Linked DNA regions of Homo sapiens: region 2 is linked to region 1. Evidence: read pairs that join two places in POLR2A ChIA-PET (ENCODE). Cell type or tissue: MCF 10A. All regions are shown on one strand. Each heading gives the region's core, and the rest is flanking DNA. Links, peaks and the distances in the headings are about the cores only.

Evidence for each region. Peaks named below come from ENCODE experiments on the same cell type or tissue, not always from the same donor. Only the 100,000 strongest peaks of a DNase experiment are listed, where the experiment ranks them.
Region 2: POLR2A ChIA-PET joins it to region 1 with 16 read pairs; 4 of 35 experiments call an interaction of 5 or more read pairs at or near these places.

The regions. Positions count from the first base shown.
Region 1 is chr3:184,595,582-184,606,131 of GRCh38, reverse strand. No RefSeq gene overlaps it. Among named protein-coding and RNA genes, the nearest start is that of EPHB3, 39 kb to the right of the region's middle. RefSeq lists an enhancer at 1,786-2,518 and a silencer at 8,077-8,371. In MCF 10A, for the core only: no CTCF peak of the experiment used is centred there; a DNase peak (open chromatin) is centred at 5,031.
Region 2 is chr3:184,742,653-184,752,061 of GRCh38, reverse strand. No RefSeq gene overlaps it. Among named protein-coding and RNA genes, the nearest start is that of LINC02069, 26 kb to the left of the region's middle. RefSeq lists an enhancer at 5,392-5,893. In MCF 10A, for the core only: a CTCF peak has its summit at 3,335 (motif pointing right); a DNase peak (open chromatin) is centred at 3,341.

The DNA of each region.
Region 1 (10,550 bases), core at 1,231-9,230:
GCTCCGACCCTCAGTTTCTCTATCTGTAAAATGGAAATAACACAGACCACACTGGGTGGTGAGAATTCAGTGAGACCATGAATCCCAAGTCAATCTCAGTAAGCGCCTTCCCTTTCCCATGAGCTCAAAGGTTTCTATTACTTTGCTTTCAAATTCCTGTAACCCACCCTCAGTGGCAGCCCTGCTCATCAGCCCTTTCTGTCCAACCTACCCTACTCCTGCTTGAGTCTCCATGGTGGATTCTTCCAGATGCACTCTTTTTTTTTTTTTTTGAGATGTAGTCTCACTCTGTCGCCCAGGCTGGAGTGCAGTGGCATGATCTCGGCTCACTGTAACCTCCGCCTCCTGGGTTCAAGCAATTCTCCTGCCTCAGCCTCCCAAGTAGCTCGCACTATAGGTGTGCGCCACCATGCCTGGCTAATTTTTGTATTTTTAATAGAGATGGGGTTTCTCCACGTTGGCCAGGCTGGTCTCTAACTCCTGACTTCAGGTGATCTGCCCGCCTCGGCCTCCCAAAGTGCTGGGATTACAGGCATGAGCTACTGTGCCCAGCCCAAATCTGCTCTTGGTTCTTTAGTCTGTGAAGAACACCGAGGCCTCCTCCAATACTGAGCTGAGTTGAGTAAGGCCAATGGAGGGTGTTCCCTCCCTTCAAAATACCCTGAATTTCACCCTTCTTTCTTCGTCTCCTCTTCCACCACTTCCTCCTCTCCCCTTCCTCCTCCCCACTTCCAACCTGTCTCCTACTTCTTCCAACCTGCACCCTGCCTGGCTCCCACCCACTAGGCCTTCTTCAGGACTTGACTCAATCAGTCATCTCCCTTTTCTCTCCTTGGCATCTTCAACCCACCCTCCCCTCCACCCCAACTCTATGATTAAGCTCAAGTCGGTCCCACCATAGAATACCCACTCCTCTACACTACTCCCCATCCACCTCCCATTTTCTTTTACAGCGGAGCACCTCCTGACACTCCGTCCAACAATCGGAGGACCTCTGTTCGACCTCCCTCTACTGCCCACTCTCCACCTCTGGGCAACAGTGAAGACAGTCGCAGGCCCTTGACAGTGTGCACCCGGCTCTCCTAGGACTCTGTCCCGCGACGCACACCTCCCACAATTCTGTCCCCTTTCCATCCTCCAAGAGCCACCCGAGGGCTGGCTTTCCATCTTTTTGCTGACAGAGTGACTGAGCTTGGGAAGAAACTTGACCGTGTTCTCTCTTTTTCAGAGGAGGAAACTGAAGCTCCTACACGTCCCTAAGTAACTTCCCCAAGGCCACACAGCGGGTGAGCAGGAGAGCAAGAGTTGTCTTTTATCCAGGAATCAAGTGCTTCCGGAAGTTTCCCGCTCTCCGGAACTTCTTCCCTTCCACTCCACACTTTCTCAGCCTCCAGAAAAGCCCAGCCAGGTGCATATTAGCATAAAAACGTCCCGTCCCTAATTAGTAGCTATTTCCTCTTGGGTGGGTCAGAGCCCTCGGCCTGGGTCTCTGCCTTTAGCCCAGCCTCCCCACACTCTCCGCCCAGGGCCCGGGAGTCTCCGAGCACCTTCCCCAAGAGGGGGCGGGAGGCGCCCCCCAGGCCAGACCCCCCACCCACCCTCGCCCGGCCCCGCCGGGACGCGCCCCTCCGGCCCCAATCCCCGCTGCCTAGAGCACGCAGCGCGCGCCTCCGGAGCGTGGGAGGGTTTGATTGACCTTGGCAAGGGGCGGCAGCGCTCTCAAAGGCCTCGGCCCCTCGCGGTCGCCCCGGCGCGGGGGCTCCGGTTTCTGCAGCCACCATCTCGGTTTCTCGCCCAGCCAGGGCTCGGGGGAGGGGTGCTGGGATCGGCCCTGTCCGACCCCCGGCAGCAGCGCTGGGCTGCGGGAGACGAGATCTGATGAAAATGTCTCGGGGCTGTCCACCCTGTACCGTCAGCAAGCCCGGAGCACTGGGAGCCAGGGCTGGGAGGCGACGCGGGGCGGGGGCGCTGCAGCAGCAGCGAGGCCTCGGCACCGTCCTCCGCTCCCCGCGGCCCCCCTTCCGCCTGCACCGAGGGTCAGGCCGGCTCGGAGTGGGAGGGTGGAGCCCACCGACCTCTGCCTCTCAGAAAGAGTGGCCGCTGTGCCCTCCGTGGCCCAGGTCCGACTACTGAACGTTTCCAAGCCACCTACCTTGCTTCTACCCCTTACCCGCTGGGAGAAACCCCCACTTCCCCAAAGCTCTAGAGGCGAGACCCTGGGTTCCTAGTCCGCTTTGTGGTCCTTGGACAATTGCTTCCCCGTTTCCCCAAGTGTAAAACAGGACGTCAGGACCCTTTTCGTTTGGTTGTTGTGAGGATTCACAAAGCACCCGCCGCAGTGAGCCCAGGGTCCCACCCAGCATCAACCAAAGGTTTCAGGAGCTCTAGGATCGCCTTCCCCCTCAACCCATTGTTTGCAAATGTTGCCTATGTTTGCGTTTTTCTGCGAAAAGCCTTCACCCTTAGATAAGAGGGGTCAGCAATGGTGCGAGAGCTTCAAGTGTATTTGGAGGAGAAGGAGGTAGAATTTTGGAACACAGCTGTATCCTGGAAAAATCAGAGTCCAAGATTTTCCCCAGGAAAACAAAAAGTAAATGCCTTAATGAAAGAACACAATGTTTCAATATTGTTTAATAACGATTATTATGCCCATTTTATAGATGACAGAACTGAGGCTCAAATGACTCCCTGGAGATGGCAGAACTGTTTAAACCATGGAGTTAGTAGTTGAATCCAGCTCCTTTCATTCCAAACTGTGTGCTCTTTGCTGCTCTGCGCTGCCCTTGGACATGACTATTTTGTGCTATTTATAGTTTCTGAGCTTATCACTTTTTTCTTAATATTGGTGAATTTTTTTAAGGGACTCCAGCCTGTTCTAACTGCGCTCAGGGAGGATAAAGAGGAAAGTGTGTCTCTGCACTTGTGCCGGGCTTCAAAATACCAGGCACGGGGTGTTGGGGGAGTTGGGGATGGGTGGAGTGGCAGGGAAGGAGCCTCCAGGGAAGGCGAGGTTCCACCAGCTGGAGTGGAGGGTTCTAGGGAAGCCCCTGGGGATCTCCTCTGGCTCTAGCCATGGAGAGCCTTAAACACAGCTCTCCCACACCTCCCACACCCAGGATCCGGAGTCAGCCCTGCAGTGCCCAGCCACAGGCCTGCCCAACTCAGCGGGAAAGGATGCTTGGTCCGGAGGTGGCCCAGCAATAGGTCTGCTCCCCTGGGGGTATTTGCCTGGCAGCCAGGGTAGGACACACCTCTGGGAGGACAGACAGGCATTCAGAGGTTGAGACAGGGAGAGACAAAGGTGGGGAGGAAGCACTAGAATGAGAGGGATAGACAGGAACACAGAGAGGGAACAAGGGAGCTATTCAGAGAGTCAGAAAGAGAGGGGAGGCCGCCAGGGAGAGAGAAAAGACAGAGAAAGAGGGGCGAAAAGAGAGACAGGCAGGCAAGGGGGTGGTGGGCAAGAAGGGGAGGAGAGCAGGGGGAGAGAGAGGGAGGAGTGAGAAAGCTGGGCAGGAACAAGAGACAAAACAGAGATGAAGAAGAAACGGGAGAAAGGGGAGAGGGAGAGGTAAAAAAGAGAAGTGGAGAGGAGCAGAAAGGAGGAAGAGTAGAAAATGGGGGAGAGGGAGAGGAGAGAAGCCCAGGGGCAGGAAAGCAGAGGCAGCGCCAAGAGCTGGAGAGAGGGAAAGAGTGAGGGGCGACGAGGAGGACCGAGGGGCAACAAGGAGGATCGAGGGGCGGTGGGTGGGACCGTGTGCTAAGCCTTTTCTTTCTCCTTTTTGGGGTGGGCGGCGGATCTCCGCAGAGATAACCCAGTCAAGCCCCCTGCCCCCCGTCCCAGCGAGGGGCCGCAGCTGTATAAATACCGGGGGTGGGGGAGCTGGGCTGCCGCCCAGGGGTCAGCGACACCGGAGAAGGCTTTGCTGTCATTAGCTAATTGAGCCCCAGATGTTAAGAAAAGGTTACGTCCTCCTCCGGAGAGTTTTTCTTTTTAAACACTTTACACAGATTCCCCGGCCAAAATGGCCAGGAGGGGCCCGCCGCCCCCAGCCTCCCCTCCCGCCCCGCCCGCGGGCCCCAGCCCCGGGGCTCCCCGAAGCCGCCAGCCGCGGCTGCTGCCCCTGTAATCCAAGTGGCCTGCCCGGAGGTGCGGCCGCCAGGAGCGGCGGGGACCACCGGCGGCGGAGCCGGCCCCCGGCCCGGGCGGCAGACTGGGAGGTCAGCCCGGAGGGAGGGCGTTGGGGAGCGGGGTACCCCGGGGAGGGGGGCTCTCAGGCTCTTAATCCCCCTGAAGGTTGCAGATCAAAGGTGCTTGTACGAGGCCGAGGCGGGGCGGGTGGGTCGGGGGCCGGCTCGGGCCGCAGCCTTCCCCTTGCTCTGCGGGCTGGGGCTCCCGGGCCAAGGACCCCAGACCGACAGCCCTCGGGAGGTGGCTCCGGCTGCGGCGAGGACTGTGGGCCTCTCTGGCTCGGGTTCGCCTGCGGGAAGGTGGCCAAGGCGCCCCCACGGGCCTTCGTGGAACTTCCCCCTACCCGGGTCGAGGGAAGGGTGTAGGTGCCTGCCTCCCCCCACCCCAGAACAGAACGCTACAGTGCCAGGCACTTGACAGATATTCTTTCATTTAATCCTCACTGCGATCTAATGGGTTTTTAAAAAATTGTTATTATTATTAGCTCATAAACGAGGAAACAGGTTTCTAAGAGGTTAAAGCCGCTTGCCCAAGGACATACACCGCTAGAAAGTGACAGAGCTAGCATTCTACCAGGCTCAAAGCCCCGCCCTTCCCACCTGGCTACCCCCGCAGCCCCTCCACTCTTTCCTCTTCTCTCCCACCCTCTTCGTCTGTCCTCTCAGGCTCCTTCAGTTCCACAAGAACAACCCACCCACCTGTGGCCCTGGCGAGTGAGGCGGGGGTGGGGGGAGCAGGGCAGTGCCAAGGGTGCGGCCCATGTGGCAATAGCTACAGGCTAAATGTGAGGGATGGGGCTGGGCAAGCATGTGCCTGGGTTGAATCTGTGCTGAAAGAATGTTCGTATTCCCCCTCCCCAGAGGTGGGGCTCCCTGCTCAGAATAGAACCGAGCAAGTCAGAGCTAGAAGGGGCCTTCAAGACTGTGGGATCCAACCCTGTCTTTGAGATGAGGAAGCTGAGACAGGGAGAGGTAATGAGTCCTGCCCAAAGTCACACAGCCAGTTGGTGAGAGCAGGAATGAGAGGTCAGGTGATCAGTGAGTGCCTGTGTGGTGCCGGGCACTGGGATAGCTGCCACACTGCAAAGTGGGCACTATCTTCTCCATTCTAGAGATGTGGAAACTGAGGCTTAGAGAAGCTAAGTGTGCCCAGGGTCTCTCAGGTAGAAAGTGGAAGAGCTGGTTTTGAACCCAGATCTTTCTGACTCCAAAACGCCTTCCCTTTCCACCATCCCAAGAACACTGGGCTAAGGAGTAGAGATTGGTTGAGAGAGGGTCATGCACTGAACAACTCTAGAGACAGGAGGGAAAGGGGATGCAGGCTGAGGAGCATTCCATTCTGCAACCTGAGTAATCAGGTCCCTTCTCCACGGCCTCCTCGCTAAAATGGCCTAAATACTGAGGTCCTTCCAGAATCCCCTCTTGAGAGTATTGGTGGGAGGGGAGAAAGTGCTCTTCTGGGTTGCAAAAGTCTCCTGGGGTGGTGGCTCTTCTGGGTTGCAAAAGTCTGGAGATACAAGAGAGGGCTTCATCCACAGGCTTCCTCTGATTCCTGACCTGCAGGAGGCCACGGTTCAGCTCCAGGCAGGTGAAGGGGCCTTACAGCTTAGCTCCTTCATGCCAGAACCATACCTGGCTTCCCAGGGGCCACCAAGAGTGCAGTGTCCCTCCTCCCTGTCCCTATTGGATATGCCCTACCAGCCCGGCTCCATCCACAGACTCCTGAAGCTTCATCCTCATATTCCTCCCGCTTCGTAGTCCTGTCTACCTCTTCTTAGCTTCCTGCTGACTCCATTACACTCATTTATCCATAAGTGCATTCAACACAATTTATCAGGGGCCTGTACTATGTGTCAACACTGTGCCAGGCACTGGGGATACAGCTGAAAGCCAACTGTCCTTTTCGAGCTTGCAGCCCTGGGAGAGGGCAGAATTAACCAAGAAAATATGTGTGTAAGTGTCTAATAACAAATTGGTAAGCAGTGTGAAGGAAAGTACCCAGTGCTTTGAGAAGTTACATCAGTAAGGACACTGTGTGTATGGGATGATTATTGAGACTACAGAGGCTAAACATTACTATTACTAATAATTACCCAAAGAATGGGGCCAAGGCACCCCACTTGCAATCGTGCCCACACGCCATCTGTGATTCCATAGTGGATCTTCAGCCTTCCCCCAACGGTGGACTGCCCAGTCTGTCCTGGAGGGCCCAGCTGATATGGGCGAAAGTGGGGTGATCTGATGGTGGCCTCAATGCCAACAGTCCCCTCCATTTCCTGGGGCAGAGTTTGGGCTGGCCTGGTCCAGAGGTGGTAAGGAGGCCGAGGGAGAGGTTGTTCACCCAGGTAGCAGAACAGGGCCCAGGCTTGGGACTAGGAGGACTGGGTGCTGGGAGGGGGTGCAGCTAGAATGGGGGAAGGTGTCGTGCGCTCACCTTATGGGTATTTGGCATTGTCACTCAAGGAAAAATTACTCCCTGCTCTGCTTCCAACCAGATCCTCCCATCCACCCTCACACTGACACACATGCACTCTCTCTGGCCCTTGAGACAGGCCTGCCCAGTATGGTGAGCAGACCTTAGCGTGGGAATCAAACAGCCTTGGGCCTAAGTCCCACTCCAGCCAGTTCCTGACTGTGTGACCTCAGGCAAGGCTCCTGGTATCCCTGAGCCTCCTGTTCCTTTGTGTTCTTTGAGATGACATTAGCCTGTCATCTCCATGTGTGGCTGTAAGCATTCAATGAATCCTGGATAGAAAGCACCAAATACAGTACCTGGCCCATGGCTGGCCATTAATAAATGACAGCTGACACTCTGATTATATAACAGGATAATTAATATATAATGGTAATAAAAGAAACCTCATTCATGCCCTCTGGGCTCCCACCTGGTTCCCGAGCCTCTCTGGGAGGTCACTTCCACAGCCGACCTCTTGTGAAAGGGAGTTTTACAGATCTGTGAAAAATGTCTGGGCAGCCCCAGAACCTGTTGCGATAAAGGCAGGAGAGTCTGGGAGCCCCCCGTGTGTGCTGCTGGGCGTGCGGACAACGCCTCCTGATTTTGAACCCAAGGCCCTCTGAGCACAAGGCTAACATCTGTCCCACCATACTGGGTAGGGCCTGCTCCAGCTCTACAGTTTTCATAGGCTGGAGGTCTGGGCTAGAGAGGACTGGCCTAGCTGGGTCTTCTCAGCCAGCCAGGCACAGTCACAGCCACCACCACTGCTGCCGGTTCAGCCGCTGCAGGGCACAGAGCACACCTGGAACCCATTAGGCCCGGCCAGGAGCTTGTTCCCTCTCAGCATAAATAGAGTGAGTGGAGTTTGTTTTGACTACTTTAAATTGTGCAGATTTTAGAGCCTGAGAATTGGAACCCCCCAATGCCCTGATGGACAAACAGACCAAGAGACAGAGGGCTGAGGCAGCAGGAAGAGCCGAGTCCCGGCTAGTTCCTTGTCACCTTCCCTGCTTAGCTGGGCGTCTGGTCATGATCATCGCAGCCACTCTTCGTGGAGTGTGTGCTGCGCGCATGATGCTTGCTCGTGGGCCTTATCTTCCCAGCAACTATGCAAGGTAGAAATTACGGTCACTGACTTCCAGATGAGGAGGGGCAAGGACTTGCCCAAGGTCATTTGGCCTGTAAGTGGCAGGTCTGGATTCCATACCAGACGTGCCTGATGCCAAGGCCAGTGGGGGTCTTTCCAAGGGACCACCAAAGTGGGGTGGGGGAAAGAGCTCTGGGTCACTGTCAGAAACACAAGGCACACAGAGCTGATGTTGCTCAGACCCCGACCCCAGCCCAGAGGACGGGAGTCAACGTCTGTGCTGGGCTCCTTCTCAACCAAGTTGCCAGCGCCTGACCCCAACCGCCCCAGGCAGTGATGCCCCCCAGGTCAGGGTCAGGTTGACCTTGGCAGGAGGGAGAGCCTGCGGGCCCTGGGCGGCTGCCAAGACCTCTTGAAATGAAAGGGAACCTTGTCCTGTCCCACACAGGGCTCATTCTCTGAGCACTCTCAAGCCAGCCCAGCCCTGTGGACCAAGGCCCGATCCCTCTGTGCCAGCTATTCATAGACTCACGGAAGAGCATCCGTTGCCAGGGGCAGGGCCCTGAGAAGTCCCCGAGCCCAGCCCCCAAAGTTTACACTTGTGGAAACTGAGGCCCAGGGAGAGGAGGGACTCCCTCAAGGCCACACGATGAGTTAATGGCAGAGCAGAGACTCAAATCCCATCCCTGGCTTCCTAGGCCTGGGCCTTTTCCCCAGGATCCTGGGCCTCACCCCAAACAGGCAGCCCTGCCCCACCCCCTCCCTCATGGAGACATCCACAGCTATGCTCCCTGACCCCCTCTTCACTCCCACAGAGGGACCAGCAATAAATGCTTGTTGGAGTCTCCACTTTGAACTCTTCAATCATCCCAGCTACCCCAGCAAGAGGGGGCTGCCTTGGGAGGTCATGAGTACCCATCCCCGGGAGTGGCCAAGCAGAGTCTGGGTGCCATCTGTCATGGGGGTTGGAGAGGGGCTTTCTGCCCCTGGGAGAGGAGTGGGGATGCCACTGTCAGAGAAATGGTCTCTCTGGACCTTTCCAGCTGGCCTGACTGGGCTCCTCAGAGCCCTGGGGCAACAGGTGAGACCTAGAAAGCTTGAGGCCCAGAGGCCCAAAGGGCCGCCCCCGCATAATGTATGGACTCCATCCTTGAGGGACTGGTATGCAGTGGGGAAGACAAATCTGGAAAGATTCTGTTTGGGGAACTGTGCGCTGCCCACTCTCCCCCAGGGGCTTCTCACACCTCTCACCATTGAAAGCCCACACCTGCCAACGATGGCAGTTCTGGTCAGCACAAGAGCCACCAGGCATGGTCTCTGATTCCATTGTCCCTTGCATCCTGGGGCATGGATCCCTGGGGCGGCATCAGTGCATGGAAATCCTGGAGGTAGACAAGACTTCCTGGGAAACCCAGCTAGAGGTGAAACCCAGCTAGAGGTTTCAAGGGGGATCAGACCAGCCCAGCCAAATTATCCCCAGCCTGTGCCCCAGGTTTGGCCCAGCCCAGTGGGTTTGTTCAAACTCAAGAGTAAGGACCTGGCTGGGTACCGAGGCTCACATCTGTAATCCCAGCACTTTGGGAGGCCGAGGCAGGCGGATCACCTGGGGTCAAGAGTTGGAATATAGCCTGGCCAACATGGTGAAACCACGTCTCTACTGAAAATACAAAAATTAGCCAGGCATGGTGGCACGTGCCCAGCTACTCAGAAGGCTGAGGCAGGAAAATTGCTTGAACCCGGGAGGCAGAGGTTGCAGTGGGCCAAGATTGCACCACTGCATCTAGCCTGGGCCACAGAGCGAGACTCTGTCTCACAAAAAAAGGAAAAAAAAAAAAGAGTAGGGACCTGGAGTGGCCCGACTCGATGCCTCACCACACACCACCTAGGGATTTCTGTGAAGAGAGAACCTGAGGCCTGGAGAAGAAGGTGAGCCTTCGGGGATGGGAGGGGCAGGAGAGTGGGGGAAGGTCAGGGCAGGGGAAGGGTTGGTCAAAGTTATAAAATCTAGTTGTGAGAAAACATTATTACCCAGGAAATGAACACACTGCTGCCCTTCAGCCTCCCCTCGGAGGAACAGAACATAACACAAGTGTCAGCCCCTTCTGCTGGTTGAAATATCTCAGTGTACCTGAATGGGGATCTGGCTGAAGCCAGGTAAGGCCTGGGCTGAAGCAGGGACAGGAGGGCAGTACAAAGGGGTGCCGGGTGCTCAGTCAACAGCCACAGGAACCTGGATGGGGAAGGAGTGAGGGGGCAGGAATGAGACATTGGAAGGGGAGACTAGAGGGGGAGGGCACAGGAAACGACCTGTGATGGACCTTTGTGGGAGCAAGGACAGCAGGTGGTGAGACTTGGGGGTTGGAACAGCAGTGGCAGTTCATGTTCAAGTGCTCGTTGTTGGCGGCCCCCGGCTGGCTGCATCCTTCCTCCATGGTGCAGACCTTGGTGATGGCCAGCCAAAGCACATCCTAGGCCTCACGTGTCCCCTGGGGCAGTGGCCAAGTGGGGCAACACTCGGTGCAGGAAGACACCAGCCATGGCAGGAAGGATGAGTGGGCGCAGGAGAAGCAGGCATCTCAAGACTCTTGAAAATACTGAGGGAGTGGCTTGCGAAGGTTTCCTATGTCACCAGTTTGGGAGCTGCATCCACTTAATTAGCATCAGTAAAGGAAAGAGGGGATCTCTGGATGCCGTAAACACCCAAGAGGCAGACACAAAATAAACAATGGCCTTCCACTGAGAATCTGCGGGGCCAGGCACTTTACATACTGGCATTTCACTCACTGGCATAGGAGCGCTGCCAGGGAGCCAATATTT
Region 2 (9,409 bases), core at 125-8,124, 150 kb before region 1:
TTTAGTAGAGACAGGGTTTCACCAATGTTGGCCAGGCTGGTCTCGAACTCCTGACCTCAAGTGATCCACCCGCCTTGGACTCCCAAAGTGCTGGGATTATAGGCATGAGCCACCACGCCCAGCTGAGAGGGTCACTCTTTTTATCTCTTCATGAGATACTGTCCTGCCTCCTCTGCCAAGGGAGCTGGACCTGTGACCCTGGGACTAGGGCAATGAAGGGGCCTTCTGGGGAGCTGCTGACTTACAGGACAGTCAAGTGAGATCCAGTCCAGGCCACCACCGGCCTGTGGAAAGCACACAGGCCTGGAGTCAGAATACTTGTGTTCAACTTCCACTTCCTAGCTGAGCGAATGGGCAAGTCACTTGACCTCCCTGAACCTCAGTGTCCTCAACTGTAAAATGGAGGTAAAGATAGTTTCCTCCTCACCAGGCTGGCATGCAGTCATGTGATAGAGGAGAGAGTGTCCCCTAAACAGTTCAGCTTTCAAACATGCATTCTCCTTAATGAGACAGGACGAACCCCGGGAGTTTCAGATCAGGAAGCAGCCCCCCTCTGCTCTTGCTCACACTTTGTGCCTAATCTGCTGTGGACCGAAAAGTGCTGGGCTTATAAATATTTGTTCCTTATGGCCAGACTTTCATGAGTTTTATCAGCCTAGCTGATAAGATAATCCTGGCCTGTTGGGTGAGCTCTGGCACCTGGTCTTCTGCATCGCAGGTGACCTCTCAGACCTAATTTTTTAATACCTAGCAAGTCAATACAGAGGCTCTCAACTTACAGGCTGGAGAGGAGGGGCATCTGAGGGGGCCTCCGAAATTAATTCTCTTTGTTTCTGGATCTGATGTCTAGAGTTGACCGGAGACTCCGAGTTAACACCTTTCATGCCAGATGGTGACTGGGTCTCCACTGGCTCCACTGAGCTCAGAACCAAAATGGTTTTGAAAAGACTTGAATTGAGCACACTTCTCCTTTAATTAAGTGCGAAATCTCCATATCTATTTCAGCCTTTGAAAACCAAAACCCAGGAAGGCAGGTTCCCCGGGCAGAGAGAAGAGGTGTGCAGAATTAATATTCCATCTCGACTTTTCCTGTGTAACTTAATAAGTTGCCTAAGCTTATCAGGGACCCTGGCTGCATTTAGCCACGGGGCCGGCCTGGATCACACGAGGCCGCGTCACCTTCCCAGTTGACAAAGCTCACATTAGCACGGTTGACCAGCCAGAAGGGCCACGAGGCAATGCAAAGCGAGCCAGGGTTAAGGTGAAAAGCTGGGACCCGTCTCACCTTGATGAGTAGCACGTTACCATTTGGTAACATGTCCCTTCTCTCTCAGATGTTTTCGCTGGATCCTCCCAGAGTGCCCCCCACCCACCCTCCATGCAGCCTGAACTGTACCTGCTTTCCTGGGTGCTGACTTTGGGGCCTCCGATTGGCCCCAACTGCCTTCCACTTCTCCCAGGCTCATTTTTTCTAGAACTATTCTGGGACTGCCCCAGCTCTGTACGTCCAAGAGGACAGGCAAGCGCCTGGACTAGCTCCATCCTGACCGGCAGCAGCCTCTCCCCCAACTTCAGCCCCTCCTCTGCATCCAGAGGCCAAGCCCAGGCTTGCTTCTCTCTGGAGCTGCAGGCTCTCAAGGACTCTTGTTTCCCAAAAGGAAAGGTCCCATAGAAAATCAGAGGATCCTTGCAAGGGAATCCTTAGAACCAGTGTGGGAAAGGCTCCCCTGGGCATTCACCTCTTTCGGAACATCCGCTGAGCTGAGGATTCTCTCCAGAAGAGGCACCTGGTCAGGGGAGGGGAGGAAATACCAAAATGGAATTTTCCCCATAATAACAGAATTCTAGAGCCAGAAGAGATTTCAGACACCAACTAATCCAATCCTGCTTTTTAACAGACGGATAGACGGAGGTTCCAGGAGGGAGAATGGTCTTTCTAACAAGTTCTAATAACTAAGGCAGGACAAGTGGGGCTTTAGCTCAGGACATGAAAAAAATACAGAGAGAAGAATGAGAGAAAGATGAGAGAGATGCAGAACCCCTCTGTTACAGGAGTTGGCCCACATGCTCGAATCACAGAGAAAGTGGGACGTCTTGGTCCTCTGCGACATGCCCCCTGCTCTAGGACACCTCTGTGGTCTTGGTAGAGTGTCTGTCCCTTTGAACGCCCGAACAGGCACCATCCGTGTGCTCCTGCCAGCGAGGGGTGATGTGTCCCGCTAGAGGGGTCAGAGGCAAGGGCTCTGGGGTCCGGCAGACTTGGGTCAAATCTTGGCTCCGCTACTCGGTTGTGTCTGTGAGACTCAACCAAGTTATTGAATATTCTTTGTGCCTCGGTTTCACCATTTTAAGGATGGGGATAATAGAAATCACTTCATATGGTCCATAAATGCAATAATGTGTGTAACATGCCTGACATATATTACACCTGAACATAAGCTCCACGAAGGCAGACACTTTATTTCCTGCCATTTCCTCAGCATCTAGAACATGCTGTATATATAGAATGAATGGATGCAGCATATGTTCATCAATTATTTTCCTTAATGGTTATTGTTATCATTATCATTATTACTGCCCAGAATATCTTTTTCTTTCTGTCTTTTTTCTTTCTTTTTCTTTTTCCTTCTTTCTCTTTTTCTTTTCTTCCTTTCTTCTTTCTTTCTTTTCTTTCCTTCTTTCTTTCCTTCTTTCTCTTTCCTTCTTTTTCCTTTCTGCCCTCCTTCTTCTTTCTTTCTCTCCCTCTCCTTATTTTTTCTTTCTTTCTCTCTTCCTTTTTCTTTATTCCTTTCTCTCTCTCTCTCTCTCTTTCTTTCCTTTTTCTTTTTCTTTTCTTTTTTTTTTTTTTGAGACAGGGTCTCTCTGTGTTGCCCAGGCTGGAGTGTAGTGGCATGATCACACAGCTCACTGCAGCCTCAATCTCCTGGATTCAAGCAATCCTCCTGCCTCAGCCTCCCAAATAGCAGGGAACACAGGCACATGCTACCATGTCCAGCTAATTTTTTTATTTTTTGTAGAGATAGGGATCTCATTTTGTTGCCCAGGCTGGTCTTAAACTCCTGGGCTCAAGCTGTCCTCCCGCCTCAGCCTGCCAAAGTGCTGGGACTACAGGCATGAGCCACTGCTCCTGGCCCCAGCGTATTTTCTGGTTCTACTTCATCCACCTTTTCTTTCTTACCCTGGACTCCTTTCTGTTGAAGCCAATTTTGCTCACACAGTACTTACTACTTGCATCAGTGTGTGCATGTGCACCCCAGCAGCCACACATATTCACACCTGCGCATCCCTAAGCTGCTGTTTCTGACTCTCAACTTGTCTCTTCTCACCTGCAGGGGGAGAGGGAGAACCATGAGGCTGAGTCCCAGCCCTTGCTTTCCTACCCAGCCCCTTTTCCATCCAGTGTTCATATTGCTGCCGCTTCATGTACTTTACACTCCTGGCTACCCTTCTCTAGCATGCTTTGTGCTGCCTAATAAGTCGAGGGTGGTTAGAAAAAAAATCCCACCACTGTTTCTTCCTTTCCAAAGAAGGCTGTCCACTTACTTCTGTTTTGACTGATTCAAAACTGACTGATGTAATTCCCTTCTGCTTTGACAAATGGGGACCTCAGCAAAGAAGGAAATAGAGCCAGAGTGAAAAGAGAAGGGGTCAGGGGCTTTCTGGAGATTTATGAAGTTCCCATTCGAGCACAGGCAGCTGGACAGCTCTCCTCCTTGTGCAGGCCTTGAGTTTCAGAAAAACACAAGACTCTGAGACGCGCCTTCACTTGAGTCATTTGGGTGGAGTTGGTGTGTTTATCTGTGCTATCTTCCCATTTTCCTCTCCTTCTAGAGTTGAGAACAGTGAGTGGTGAGCGGCAATGTCTGCTTTCTTCTATTCTTGGGGTCCAGGACACTGGGGCAAGATGTAGAGAGATCATCCTTCAGTTCTCAAATCCCATTCTAACCCCCTTTCCCCACCCCCGGGTTTAGAGTTTTAATTTACTCTGTATTAATGACAATCTGGAGGGGAAAATGTGTAGGAAATTGATAGACTAGATCAGCCATGGTGGCTCAAGCCTGTAATCCCAGCACTTTGAGAGGCTGAGGCGGGTGGATCACCTGAGGTCAGAAGTTTGAGACCAACCTGGCCAACATGGTGAAACCCCATCTCTACTAAAAATACAAAATTAGCCGGGAGTGGTGGCACGTGCCTATAGTCCCAGCTACTCGGGAGGCTGAGGCAGAAGAATCACTTGAACCTGGGAGGCAGAGTTACAGTGAGCCGAGATCGTGCCATTGCACTCCAGCCTGGGCGACAAGAGCAAAACTTTGTCTTGAAAAAAAAAAAAAAGAAATTGATAGACTAGATTGTAATACAGCATGAATAACTCAACCATGCAAATTAACACAGGCTCACAAGCCTAGGCCTGAAAGAATCAGACCACTTATTTGCTTCTATTATTAAATAAGAATTTGCTTAATAATAGAAAATAATAATAATTTAAAATAAGGCCTATGGCCTTGTAACACCAGTGGTCTGCCAGAGACTGGATTGGTGTGACCTGAAGATACACTGTAAAGTGAAATATTCAATCAGACAAACCTTAGGAGTTTGCTTGTGTGCCTCCTTAACGTACACAGCCAAAAAACAGATTCTATTCACTTTCTCTTTTTTTTGAGACCAAGTGTCACTCTGCCACCTAGGCTGGAGTGTAGTGGCGCAATCTCCCCTCACTGCAACCTCCGCCTCCCAGGTTCAAGCAATTCTCCTGCCTCAGCCTCTAGAGTAGCTGGGATTATAAGCATGCACAGCCACGCCCAGCTAATTTTTATATTTTTAGTAGAGACGGGGTTTCACCATGTTGGCCAGGCTGATCTTGAACTCCTGACCTCAGGTGATCCAACCGCCTCAGCTTCCCAAAGGGCTGGGATTACAGGCATGAACCACCGCACCCGGCCTCATCTTCTTTTTAAATACTTCACTGAAAAAAGGTCTCAGTGTACTAAATTAATGGAAATGTTGGCTCTGTGCAGATAAGTGGTTTCCATCCTTTGGAGGCTGGCCTCCTTCTGTTTGTCTGAGCTCAGGTCTCAATGGGCATGGTGCCTGATGCCGAGTTAAGTGTCCAGCAGCCCCTGCCCCAGCCAAGCAGGGAGGCCGGGTGAGGTGGTCCCCCTAGTGGGGCACCAATGGGCTAAGGTAGGTGGCAGGAATGTCTCTTACCATGATCACAGGCCCTTTGAAGGGAGGGAAGAACCTACTGAGTTGAGAGTAGGTGTGTGCATCGAGTTCAGCAAATCGACAAAGCAGGTTCCAGTGCATTACTGGAGTAGGAGAATCTGAAGTTGCATCAAGGCCAGAGTGTGGAGCCAGGGAGTCATACAGCTGAGGACATTCTCCCCTGGCCTGGCCCTTATGCCCTAGACGCATGCCCTGCCTGTGGCCAGAAGAGCTGCGCACAAGGCACTGCCTGCTCATCCGTTCAGTGTCCATGGCTCTGTTCTGCCCCAGATACGGGCTCCCTCTTGGCCCCAGGCGCTCTCCAGTACATCCTTCCTGGCTTGTCCTACCTAGACTTGGGCACTGGTTCTATCTCTGCTTCATGACTGTCTTGGAAATCCCATTAGTCTCAGCCATCAAGAATTGCCCCTCTCCCCAGGTGCCAAAACCTACCTTGGTCCCTGCAGCTGCACCTGACTCAGGGGCCTGGAACACCATAGCATTCCAGACTCCTGGCCTGGGGGGTGGAATGGGGAGGTGGCGTGAAGAAGGGGTGGGAACTAGAAAATAAGAGACTGGGTTGAAGTGGACAAGGAGGAGAACAATTTGCGTGGGTATTACAAAGACAGCTAAAAATATTCTCCCTGGGTGCTCGGGGTGGGGAGTGGGCTGAGTGCTTTACAGGCCCCGCGGTAGCAAGATTGCAACATTCAATTCATTTCCAGTACCCCTGGGGATAAACTGAGAACCCCTGCTGTCAACCCCAATGATGTGGCCTCAGCCTGATTCTTTGGCTTTCAGGTATGACCTCTAAGGAATGACAGAAGGGTTGTTTAAGTGGAGAAAAATGTTTTCAAACTCCAAGCAGTGTGCTAAAGCACTTTTTTTGTCCATTCTACTTTTGCTCCAAGAATGTCTTCTTTTTTACTTCTGGAGGTCTTGATGCTGACAGCAAGCACCTGGCTTTTTCTGATCTGAAAGTCCTGTTTGTCGCCTCACAATGGGCCTTGCTTCTATTTTATGATATCCTCTATTTCACACCCTCAACACTTGTCAGCAGAGGATATAGGAAACAATCAGCTCTATGAACTGGGCGCTATCAGTATTTGCCTTCCGGCCTCGTCATGGGTCACAGGCTCTGACGCAGGCATGATGCCATGGGAGACTTTACCTGGTTACCCAGCCGCTCACACCCCCAGAGGTGCACAGCGCTCGTCGTCACTCAGATCCATCCAAACAGAAATCTTTCCTTCAGAGTCACTCTCGCTTGGCCTCATCTTCCTCCATAAACCCAACCTCGGAAAATTTTCCTATCCAGCTTTAAAAACAATTAGTGACTACCTGAATGGGAACACAGGTGGCATATTTATCAAAATTTCAGATGATACAAAATCAAGTAGGAAATCATAAAATAGGGTAACAGAATAAGGTTCCATGTCCGCCTTGATAGGTTACAACAAGGAACTGAATTTAACAAGATGAAATTTATCAGCAGTAAATGTGAAGTCCCACCCTTGGGCTTAAAAAACAAACAAAAAAACCCAGCACAGCTGTACAAATTCAGAATTTGGAAAAAGAAGCTAAAAGTGCTACACATTGATTGCAAACTCATTGTGAGTCAAGAGTCAAAAAACCTAAGGCAAGTTTAGGCTGCATCATTGGAAATGTAGAATATGAACAAGGGAGATAAGGGAGGTGATGATCCTGCACTCAGCATTGCAGGACCACACCTGATGTGCCGTGTTTCATTCCTATATCACTCTATTTTTTTATTTTTTGGAGACAGAGTCTCGCTCTGTCGCCCAGGGTGGAGTGCAGTGGCACGATCTCAGCTCAGTGCAACCTCCGCCTCCCGGGTTCAAGCAATTCTCCTGCCTCAGCCTCCCGAGTAGCTGGGACTACAGGCGCACACCGCCACGCCCGGCTAATTTTTTGTATTTTATTAGAGACGGGGTTTCACTGTGTTGCCCAGGCTGTTCTTGAACTCCTGAACTCAGGCAATCCACCTGCCTTGGCCTCCCAAAGTGCTAGGATTACAGGCGTGAGCCACCGCACCCGGCCCCTACATCGCTTTAAAATGAACACTGATGAGCTCTGGTGCTTCAGAGAGAGGTGGAAACAGGGAGATGGAGAATCTGAGAATCTGGAAATTAAAAAAACAAATGAAGACCATGGCCATGAAAGAACTAAGGAAGTTTAAGCCAGAAGAGAAAAAAAGATTTAAGGGAGACATGAAAGCTATTTTTCAGGCCAGTCACAGTTGCTCATGCCTATAATCCCAACACTCTGGGAGGCTGAGGCAGGTGGATCACTTGAGGTCAGGAGTTCCAGACCAGCCTGGCCAACATGGTGAAACTCCGTCTCTACTAAAAATACAAAAATTAGCTGGGCGTGGTGGTGAGCACCTGTAGTCCCAGCTACTCGGGAGGCTGAGGCAGGAGAAACACTTGGACCCGGGAGGCAGAGGTTGCAGTAAGCCAAGATCACACCACTGTACTCCAGCTTGGGTGACAGAGAGAGACTCCGTCTGAAAAAAAAAAAATTATTTTTCAGCACTTTATGGACTGCCCTATACAAAAGGGATAAGGCTTCCCCTGCCCTGCTGCCCACCCAATTCTGGAAGACAAAGCTGGTCCATTTAAGTTAAAGGGAGCTAAATTTCAGTCCAGCTGGAGAAAGAAAAGAGCTTTCTTTCTCTTTCTTTCTTTCTTTCTTTCTTTCTTGCTTGCTTGCTTGCTTGCTTGCTTTTTGACAGAGTCTCGCTCTGTCACCAGGCTGGAGTGCAGTGGCATGATCTTGGCTCACTGCAACCTCTGCCTCCCAGGTTCAAGCAATTCTCCTGTCTCAGCCTCCTGAGTAGCTGGGACTACAGACAGCACGCCACCATGCCCAGCTAATTTTTGTATTTTTAGTAGAGACAGGGTTTCACCATGTTGGCCAGGATGGTCTCGATCTCTTGACCTCGTGATCAGCCCACCTCGGCCTCCCAAAGTGCTGGGATTACAGGCTTGAGCCACTGCGCCCGGCCAAGAGCTTTCTTTTCTAACAGTGAGAACAGCCCGAAGTTGGGATGGTCTGCTGGATTAGGTAATGAGCTCCCTGACACTAGAGATATTCAGCCAAAAGCTGAAGGATCACGTATCAGGGATGCTGCAGAGAGTATTCTTGTATTCGTCAGAGGATTAGATCTGATGACCTTCAAGGACGCTTTCATCTCAGAGATGCTCTGATTCTGGGGGAACTCTATTATAATTTATTATACCATCCCCTACATGAGAATATCTAATTCCTTTTGGTAAAGCAATAAAGCTTGTGAATTTAGGCAATATTTCCCAGTTCTTTTCAGACTCAGTTTTGAAATTTCGGATAAAAAGCATAGACTCTAGAGACAACTGCGTCTCTAGACCTTAACTCTGTTACTTATCAGCTGTGTGACCTTGGGCAAGTCACTTAACCTCTCTGGGCCTCATTTCCTCATTTATAAAATAAGGATAAGTATAGTGCCTACTTCATTGAGACGTTATGAGTATTAAATAAATTAGTATTTGAAAAGCACTCAGAACATTGCCACCACATAGTATTATAAATGTGTTTATTACATTAAAAATCATGTAAAATAGCTTAAAACAAGTACTAGGAACAGTCTCAAATGGTTTAACAAATGGTTTAAGGAGGTCCTCCTTTACCAACTTATCACCAGCAGCTCTGGAGGTAAAATAGCCAGGAGCACAGGGGTAGCAAAAAACAAAAAAACCAAAACAAACAAAAAAAAAACAAAATCACATAGGCTCCCTATGCTCTCAGAAGGAAGAAAAAGCTTCCTGCTGTTGGTGTACGGTAACCTCCACAAAGGCCTGTGTGTTTAATGACACCAGATTATCCCTACCTCCCCCATCCCTCCTCTCCCTTCTTGGAGTTGCTGGGAGGCCAGGGGTGTGCTGCAGTGTAACAGAGCTGCGTCAGGGGAGGCTGGGGGCCAGAGCCTGTTAGATATACAGGGCCTGTTTGAGGGAGCTTAATATCCTCTTACTGGAATAACTATTGTCCCAGCTTCTCAACAAATACCAACCGTCATTAATAAAAGGACTAATAAAAGCATTTATTGCACTCAGGCACTGGTCTTGCTTTCTGTAGCTCCAGGGCCTTGGCAGAGGCAGCCGTTGAGGATGAGGGCTGGAAAAGCTGAGGCTCCCCCTGCACCCAAGAG